Regions from separate parts of the Homo sapiens genome. Here region 2 is linked to region 1. Evidence: chromatin contacts called from ENCODE Hi-C or POLR2A ChIA-PET data. All regions are on one chromosome and are shown on one strand. The core of a region is the stretch at or near the end of the contact, and the rest is flanking DNA. Distances in the headings are between cores, read along the strand shown.

Evidence for each region. A loop is a pair of places that touch in the nucleus more often than their neighbours do. ChIA-PET counts read pairs that join two places held with the same protein, here RNA polymerase II (POLR2A). Pooled maps may share reads with other maps.
Region 2: a loop to region 1 is called in a pooled map, with 3 times the contacts of the local background. The contact joins the enhancer-like site here to the promoter of DDIT4-AS1 in region 1. A Hi-C loop is called at or near these places in 3 of 50 pooled maps. POLR2A ChIA-PET finds 5 or more read pairs at or near these places in 9 of 52 experiments (B cell, GM12878, H1 and 5 more).

What each region holds. Positions count from the first base shown.
Region 1 is chr10:72,271,411-72,275,557 of GRCh38, forward strand. DDIT4-AS1 (DDIT4 antisense RNA 1) reads right to left here and starts at 2,301. Exons shown (of 2, transcript NR_186445.1): 1 at 1,440-2,301; 2 at 1-1,107. It overlaps DDIT4 (DNA damage inducible transcript 4), which reads left to right and starts at 2,514. Exons shown (of 3, transcript NM_019058.4): 1 at 2,514-2,650; 2 at 2,747-3,011; 3 at 3,285-4,147. The coding sequence starts at 2,807. The coding sequence ends at 3,778. RefSeq lists enhancers at 1-43, 1,011-1,534, 1,535-2,058, 2,769-2,888.
Region 2 is chr10:71,985,135-71,989,281 of GRCh38, forward strand. All of the region lies in intron 1 of CHST3 (carbohydrate sulfotransferase 3), which reads left to right. Among named protein-coding and RNA genes, the nearest start is that of CHST3, 23 kb to the left of the region's middle. RefSeq lists an enhancer at 1-13. Within about 2 kb of position 1,842, at least 21 of the 41 ENCODE cell types and tissues checked have a DNase peak (open chromatin) inside an H3K27ac peak, as active enhancers do; they include GM12878, where a contact is called at or near this core.

The sequences.
Region 1 (4,147 bases), core at 1,051-3,550:
GAAGGAGACAGTGAATGAAAAAAAGGTGCTTGGAACACTGTTGGGCAGTCTTGATGGTGTTTGTTGAATGAATAAATGATTCCTAATAACTGACCTTTCCAAACCGGACCCGGATTCTTTTCCTTATGAATATCTACTTAAAAGGAAAAAAAAAAAAAGCCTGTGCTTTCTTTAGGTCAGTGTTCCACATTTTCCTGAATTTTTTTTCTGTCCAAAAAAAAAAAAAAAAAGGCCAGGCGTGGTGGCTCACGCCTGTAATCCCAGCACTTTGGGAGGCCCAGGCTGGTGGATCACCTGAGTTCAGGAATTTGAGACCAGCTTGGCCAACATGGTGAAACCGTCTCTCTACTAAAAATACAAAAATTAGGCCGGGCGCGGTGGCTCACGCCTGTAATCCTAGCACTTTGGGAGGCCGAGGCAGGCGGATCACGAGGTCAGGAGATCGAGACCATCCTGGCTAACACGGTGAAACCCTCTCTCTATTAAAAATACAAAAGATTAGCCGGACGTGGTGGTGGGCACCTGCAGTTCCAGCTTCTCGGGAGGCTGAGGTAGGAGAATGGTGTGAACCCGGGAGGCGGAGCTTGCAGTGAGCCAAGATCGCACCACTGCACTCCAGCCTGGGTGAAAGAGTGAGACCCCATCTCAAAAAAAAAAAAAAAAAGAAGAAGAAGAAGAAAAAACATCGTAACTCTTGTTTCCTTAGGGTGTTTAGGTGTCCCGCCCAAATCAGCCTGGAGGAAATGTGAATGTTCCTGATGGATTAATTCAGATCTTCTCTCTGGCCAGCAGGAAGACACACCCATGCAGGTCACCTCTGTAAGAGTGATTTCAAGAGTATGTCATCTACTCCAGCCCTCCAAGAACAACTAGCCGCCTTGATCCAGTGTCTTTTATTATTTTTAATTTTTATATCCCCATTGTTAAGCAATCTGGTGTCTTTAAGGCTCCAACAAGCGACAGAGCTTGAAGAATGGGAAGAGAAGGCCTTGAAAGTCCCAGTGGCTCACAAACTATTCCATTCTGCAGCTGTCTTTAAGATGTCTCCTGGATCCCCTGATTTCTTTTTTTAATCCATAAATTTGTCTCCATAAGTGGGTCTCCCACCTGTCAAATGAGAGTAGGGTGCAGAGCTTGGATTCTGGTTCTTTCAGGTTCTAAGTCTTGGCCCAAGTGTCAGCTTTTTCTTTTTTCTAAGTTGGGGTGGGGATGGGGGTTGCGGAGGGCAGTGGCCTGACATCTCCTGCAAGTGTCATTTGTCACGCGAAAGCAAGCCTGACCCGAGGCAAGGCCCGCCTATCTGGTTAGGTTCCTTGCCCGCCCCCGGGGCCCTGGGCATCTGATGTAAGTTTGGCTCCCTCTTCCATCAGGGTCCTCCTGTCCCAGACTGATAAACCTTTAGAGCAATAAAGGTCGAGTCCGTCTCAACCTCCACCCACCCTCAGCAACCACTGTTAGCCTCTGAGCACTGCTGCCAGGCCAGATTTCCTGTGGCCCCGCCTGAATGATGAAACACGGGATGGCCATTGCACTCCCTGGCTTTTCCAGAGATCTCGGTCCTCGGTCCTGATGCAACCGTCTGGATCTTTTACACAAAGCGCTAGGCGAGCGCTGGGTGCTAGGACCCGGGGGGCGCCCGGGCAGGGAGGTCCGGCTGCGCTGCCTGCAGTCCGCGGGGAGGGCGGATGGGTCTGTGAGTCCGACTGCTGTGAATCCTCGCTTCCATCCCTGCACTGGGCGCTATGAACCCGGGCCCATCCACACTCCTCTAACCACTCTCCTCAAGCCCTCTCCTTGGGAGCAGTTGGAAGTGGAAGCAGATAGGGTTTGGGAGGAGGCAGGGATCCCCATTAACCTATGTCCTGGGCTGTAGAGTAACAGCCAGGATGGGCAGGTGGGGCCTTGGGGAAGGGGCAGCATGGTGCCCGGAGCTTCCCAGTCTGTGGACCCCACCCCCATATCCCGAGCCTTTGCAAAGCAGGGATAGAGGGGGTAAGGGCGCGAGGGCAGGCCGGGCTAACGTCTGCTCCTGCGCCGCCGTCCCACGGGCATCCCCCCCGTGTGTGCCCAGTTGTTCCCGAAGCTTTAGGATCCAAGACGCTGGGGGCAACCATTTTCCTTGCCCGCCGCCCCCTCACGCTTCCCTGCCTCTCCTCCTAGCCTGGTCACGGGCTGTCCCCTCCTCCAGCAATGCAACCCTATAATAAACAAGTCTTTCCTTGATCCTCCCCTGCCGCGAGCGCCCTCGGGGACCTTGGCAGCTGCAGCCGCCGCGGATCCTTTCCAGAAAGGGGGCGTGGCGGTGGGTCGGGGTTCGACTGCGAGCTTTCTGGGGCTCAATGGAGGCGGGGCCCGGCCGCTGTCACCGGGCAGGAGAGAACGTTGCTTACGTGCGCCCGGAGTCCATTGGCCAAGGCGGGCCACACTCCCGGGTCTGGATTGGGTCGTGGCGCAGAGAAGGCGTGGCCTCGCCGCGCTAGTCCTTATAGGCTGCTCCGCGCTGGTGCTAGGGCGCAGCAGGCCAAGGGGGAGGTGCGAGCGTGGACCTGGGACGGGTCTGGGCGGCTCTCGGTGGTTGGCACGGGTTCGCACACCCATTCAAGCGGCAGGACGCACTTGTCTTAGCAGTTCTCGCTGACCGCGCTAGCTGGTGAGTGTCCCTTCTGTGTGTGGGTCCTAGAGCTCGCGGTCTGGTCTGGTCTGGTCCCCAGACTGACGCCTGGTCGGTCCCCCTCTTGTCTTACAGCGGCTTCTACGCTCCGGCACTCTGAGTTCATCAGCAAACGCCCTGGCGTCTGTCCTCACCATGCCTAGCCTTTGGGACCGCTTCTCGTCGTCGTCCACCTCCTCTTCGCCCTCGTCCTTGCCCCGAACTCCCACCCCAGATCGGCCGCCGCGCTCAGCCTGGGGGTCGGCGACCCGGGAGGAGGGGTTTGACCGCTCCACGAGCCTGGAGAGCTCGGACTGCGAGTCCCTGGACAGCAGCAACAGTGGCTTCGGGCCGGAGGAAGGTGAGCGGTGGGCGGGTGCCGACGCGACTCGAGGGGCCGGGAAGGTGGGGAAGCCCCGGTGCTGGAAGGGGTCAGAGCCGCCTTGGCTTCCTATCCCATCGGGACCCAGATTGCTTGGGGGCAGGGGGAATTGGAGTATAAGGTGAGTGAGGCGGAAACTGAGGCACGGAGTGGGAAGGAGCGTTGGTTTCTTAAGGAAACAGCACCTCCCCCGCCTGTGCGTTTCGTTTTGAAGCCGCTCTAATACCCCTTCCTGTGTGCTCTCCTTTCCAGACACGGCTTACCTGGATGGGGTGTCGTTGCCCGACTTCGAGCTGCTCAGTGACCCTGAGGATGAACACTTGTGTGCCAACCTGATGCAGCTGCTGCAGGAGAGCCTGGCCCAGGCGCGGCTGGGCTCTCGACGCCCTGCGCGCCTGCTGATGCCTAGCCAGTTGGTAAGCCAGGTGGGCAAAGAACTACTGCGCCTGGCCTACAGCGAGCCGTGCGGCCTGCGGGGGGCGCTGCTGGACGTCTGCGTGGAGCAGGGCAAGAGCTGCCACAGCGTGGGCCAGCTGGCACTCGACCCCAGCCTGGTGCCCACCTTCCAGCTGACCCTCGTGCTGCGCCTGGACTCACGACTCTGGCCCAAGATCCAGGGGCTGTTTAGCTCCGCCAACTCTCCCTTCCTCCCTGGCTTCAGCCAGTCCCTGACGCTGAGCACTGGCTTCCGAGTCATCAAGAAGAAGCTGTACAGCTCGGAACAGCTGCTCATTGAGGAGTGTTGAACTTCAACCTGAGGGGGCCGACAGTGCCCTCCAAGACAGAGACGACTGAACTTTTGGGGTGGAGACTAGAGGCAGGAGCTGAGGGACTGATTCCTGTGGTTGGAAAACTGAGGCAGCCACCTAAGGTGGAGGTGGGGGAATAGTGTTTCCCAGGAAGCTCATTGAGTTGTGTGCGGGTGGCTGTGCATTGGGGACACATACCCCTCAGTACTGTAGCATGAAACAAAGGCTTAGGGGCCAACAAGGCTTCCAGCTGGATGTGTGTGTAGCATGTACCTTATTATTTTTGTTACTGACAGTTAACAGTGGTGTGACATCCAGAGAGCAGCTGGGCTGCTCCCGCCCCAGCCCGGCCCAGGGTGAAGGAAG
Region 2 (4,147 bases), core at 592-3,091, 290 kb before region 1:
CAGCTGGCGTGGTTGCCCCAGTCTCCTTCGCCCCAAGGCCATGCTTGGCCGACCCCCTGACCCGCTGAGGTTGCGCAGAGCTTTTTGGGCCCTGTAGCAGCACTGCTTGGGCACCAAGCCTTGCATGGTCTCATGGGACTCACTGCCTGCAGCCGCTAGTCCCAGCTCCCCTCCTTACCAGAACCCACACCATGTTGTCCAGCTGATGGGGGATCACATATCATGCTATTCCCTCCAGGATCCTGTCCCCTGTTTTTCTCCCCCTGCCATGAGGAGTAGCATCCTCATTTAGCCTTTCCCTCAGAAAGTCCCCACGCTTATCACTACACATGAATAGATCCCAGGAAGGTCACTTTCTCATGGTTCTGCAAAAAGCCAAACTCCAGTTGAGGTCCAGTTTGAACCCAACTAGTTCACTCCTCTGCCCTAGAAAGGCCATTTCTGCTCAATCTTACTGCCCCACCTCTACTTCCAACTTGCAAAGATCTCTTGAAACCCTGCCTCCTGTTGTGGGAGCTAGTTTTCTTTTCTTTTTTTTCCTTTTCATTACACAGTTTCATTTTGACATAACAGTAGATTCACACGCAATTTTAATAAATTGTACAGAGAGGTCTCATGAATCTGTTACCCACTTCCCCCTATGGTAACATTCTGTGAAAGCCTAGCCTAATGTCACAATCAGAATGTTGACTTCATACAGAATCCCCTGTGGTGCCCTTTTATAACTACACTCACTTCCCTCCTGCCCCCACCCCTTCCTTGACCCTTGGCAATACTAGTCTGTTCTCCATTCTTACAGTTTTGTCATTTCAGGAATGTTCTATAAATGGAATTATGCAGTGTGTAACCTTTTGTGATTGGCTGTTTTCACTCAGCACAGTTCCCTGGAAATTCATCCAAGTTATTGTATGTGTATCAGTGTTGTTTTTTTTTACTAAGTAGGTAAAACAAGGGACACAGACCTGTTCTCCTGGCATCCCTCCCTGGTTAGCAAGAGATTCAGCAGGCCGCTGCCACTCTGGCCTTGCTGATAGCTAGTGTGTGTGCAGGCAGCAGCTCCCGCTGTCTGTAAGAGCGCCAGGGTAGTGAAGTTGGGTGCTCTAAAAGTAGTGGCTCTCCATCTTTGCTGATTCTAGGTTAGAATCACCTAAGGAGCTTTAAGTAATCTTGATGCCCAGGCCACACCAATGCAATCTGAATCTGGAGGTGGCACCCAGGCCTCAGTGATTTGTAAACTTCTCTGGATGATTCTTATGCTGTCAGAGTTGAAAACCAGTCCTCTAAAACAGCCGCAGCAGATTCACAATAGCTGTGCCATCCTCCACCCATGATAGATGTCACAGAGCAATCGCAGCACTCGTATTTTCAAATACGGCGCTCCAGGCAGCCCCTTCCCATCTGTCAGCTTTGGCCCGGGGTGGAAATTGACTTGCCCTCTTAGCTGAGAAACCGTTTGGCCATGGCCATGTCCAGGTGTGCCCAGGCCCGAGGCCTGACATGTTAGGTGAGTGTCCCTGTAAGTAATGCTGGAAAGGTGGGCCCTTGACCGATAGGAATAGTTGCAGCAGGCAGAGATCGCCTGGGGCTGGTTCTATAAGATAAACCCGAAGTGGATCAGCCAGTGTCCCTCCCCTGCAGCCCAGCATGGGGAGAGATGTACCCAAGAAATACCAACCAACAGTGCCATTGGCATAGACGGGCTCTGGCTGACATTTGTTCAGACCAGCAATAATGCCCAGCCTGTGTGCAATCTTCCCAATTTTCGGAGCTCACACAGCTTCCTTGATGCTCACAACAACCCTGTGGGGCCAGCCTAAGCTCAGAGAAGTTAAATTCCTCACCCAACGTCAGCAGAGAGTAAGTGGGAGAGCTGGGACCCACTCCAAGTCTGTCCGAGTTCAGGGCCATCTGTCCAACGCTCAGAGCAGTTAGACAATTGACCTCTGTTTCCACTGGCAGACCGAGTGTAGATGGGCTCCTCTGTGGCCATAGATCAGTCAGAGGATAGCAGCAGACACATGCGGACCAAGCCTCCTGCTGCCCAAGACCCCTGTGGCCCCTCTCTCCCTAACCGCTGCTTCTCCTACAGATCTAGTGCAGAGATGTTGGACAGAACACAAGAGGTTGAAGTCAGGGCGGGAGCAGGAAAAAAAAAAAGAATAAGAAGAAAAGAGGCTGGAGTTCCTCCTTTCATCACAGGAATAAAACCCCTTCCTGCTGTCAATGGGACCATTAAGTGGGAGTTTGAGGAAGCTCCAGAGGATTCAAATTCTGTTGCCACTGTATAGAAACAGAGGAGACCGACGCAGTGACTCACATCTGTAATCCCAGCACTTTGGGAGGCTGAGGCGGGCAGATCACTTGAGGTCAGGAGTTCAAGACCAGCCTGGTCCGCATGGTGAAACCCTGTCTGTACTAAAAATACAAAAAAATTAGCTGGGCGTGGTGGTGCCTAACTGTAATCCCAACTACTCGGGAGGCTGAGGCAGGAGAATGGCTTGAACCCGGGAGGCGGAGGTTGCGTTGAGCCAAGATTGTGCCACTGCACTCCACCCTGGGTAACAAGAGTGAGACTGTCTCAAAAAAAAAAAAAAAAAAAGACAGAGGAAATAGAAGTAGGGTTGGAAGAAAACAGGGAGCAGAAGAAATTCTCCTCTCTGTCCTGTCCCTTACTTGATCATTCTCCAGGATCAGAAAGCCTCCTTAGAAGGTCAGGAAGGAGGATAGAGCAAGAATTAGGGATCCTAGACTTATGCATGGAGAGTTTTTCTCTACCCGGTTATCTCAGAAATCCTGTAATGGAGCCGTCTTTCCAGAGGTGCAGAACAAAATGGGAAGCTGTGGCCATTGTGTAGCCATTGAAGGCTAGCCCATGGTCCCCTCACAGCTTCCATGGGCTTCTCCCGAGCATGTGCACGTATGATGCACCCATTGCATGTATACGTACATGCACACATTTCTGGTCAAAAGGTTGATGATTGATAAAACTGACAAAAGCTCCAAACCCCACAAATGAGCACAGCGTTTTGTAATAATGAGCATGACCAAAATGGGAAAAAATAGGGCACATGAGGGATGAGGGAAGAAAAAGGACTCCAGGGCCCAGAAGATTCCTAGGCTTCCTTAGCCACCTCCTCCTAAAGTAGGGGTAATAAGTACATGGCACATGTGCCAGCCCTTCCCCTGTGATATAGTTGGGATATTTGTCCGCACCCAAATCTCATGTTGAATTGTAATCCCCAATGCTGGAAGTGGGGCCTGGTGGGAGGTGTTTGAGTCATGGGGGTGGATCCCTCATGGCTTGGTGCTGTCTTCCTCATAGTGAGTTCTTGCCAGATCAGGTCATTTAAAAGTGTGTGGCACCTCCCCATTCTCTATCTCTCATTCCTGCTTTTGCCATTTGAAGTGCCTGCTCCTGCTTTGCTTTCCGCCATGATTGAAAGCTCCCTGAGGCTTCACCAGAAGCCAAGCAGATGCCAGCACCATGCTTCTTGTACATCCTGCAGAACCAAGAGCCAATTAAACTGCTTTTCTTTATAAATTACCCAGTCTCAGGTATTTCTTTATAGCAGTGCAAAAACAGCCTAATACACCCTATCTATACACACAGCAGACATCACTACTCAACTGCCATGTTCTTTCCCACAGAAAACAAGCCTGATCTCAGGATTCTTCTCATCAAAGTGCTCCAGGCTGCCAATTACCAACCTATTAGCTTTTACTCATGAGATGAAAATGATTTGCCAGGCCGGGTGTGGTGGCTCACACCTGTAATCCCAGCACTTTGGGAGTCCGAGGCAGGTGGATCACTTGAGGTCAGGAATTCGAGACCAGCCTGACCAAAATGGTGAAACCCCATCTCTACAAAAATGTAAAAATTAGCCGGGCATGCTGGCACTCACCTGTAATCCCATCTACTCAGGAGGCTGAGGCAGGAGAATCTCTTGAACTTAGGAGGTGGAGGTTGCAGTGAGCTGAGATTGCGCCACTGCATTCCAGCCTGGGCGACAGAGCAAGGCTCTGTCTGACAGAAAGAAAGAAAGAAAAAGAAAGGAAGGAAGGAAGGAGAAAATAATTTGCCAGCCTCAGCTTGAGCCCAGGAGTTCGAGACAAGCCTGGACAACAGGGAAAGACCCTGACTCTCCAA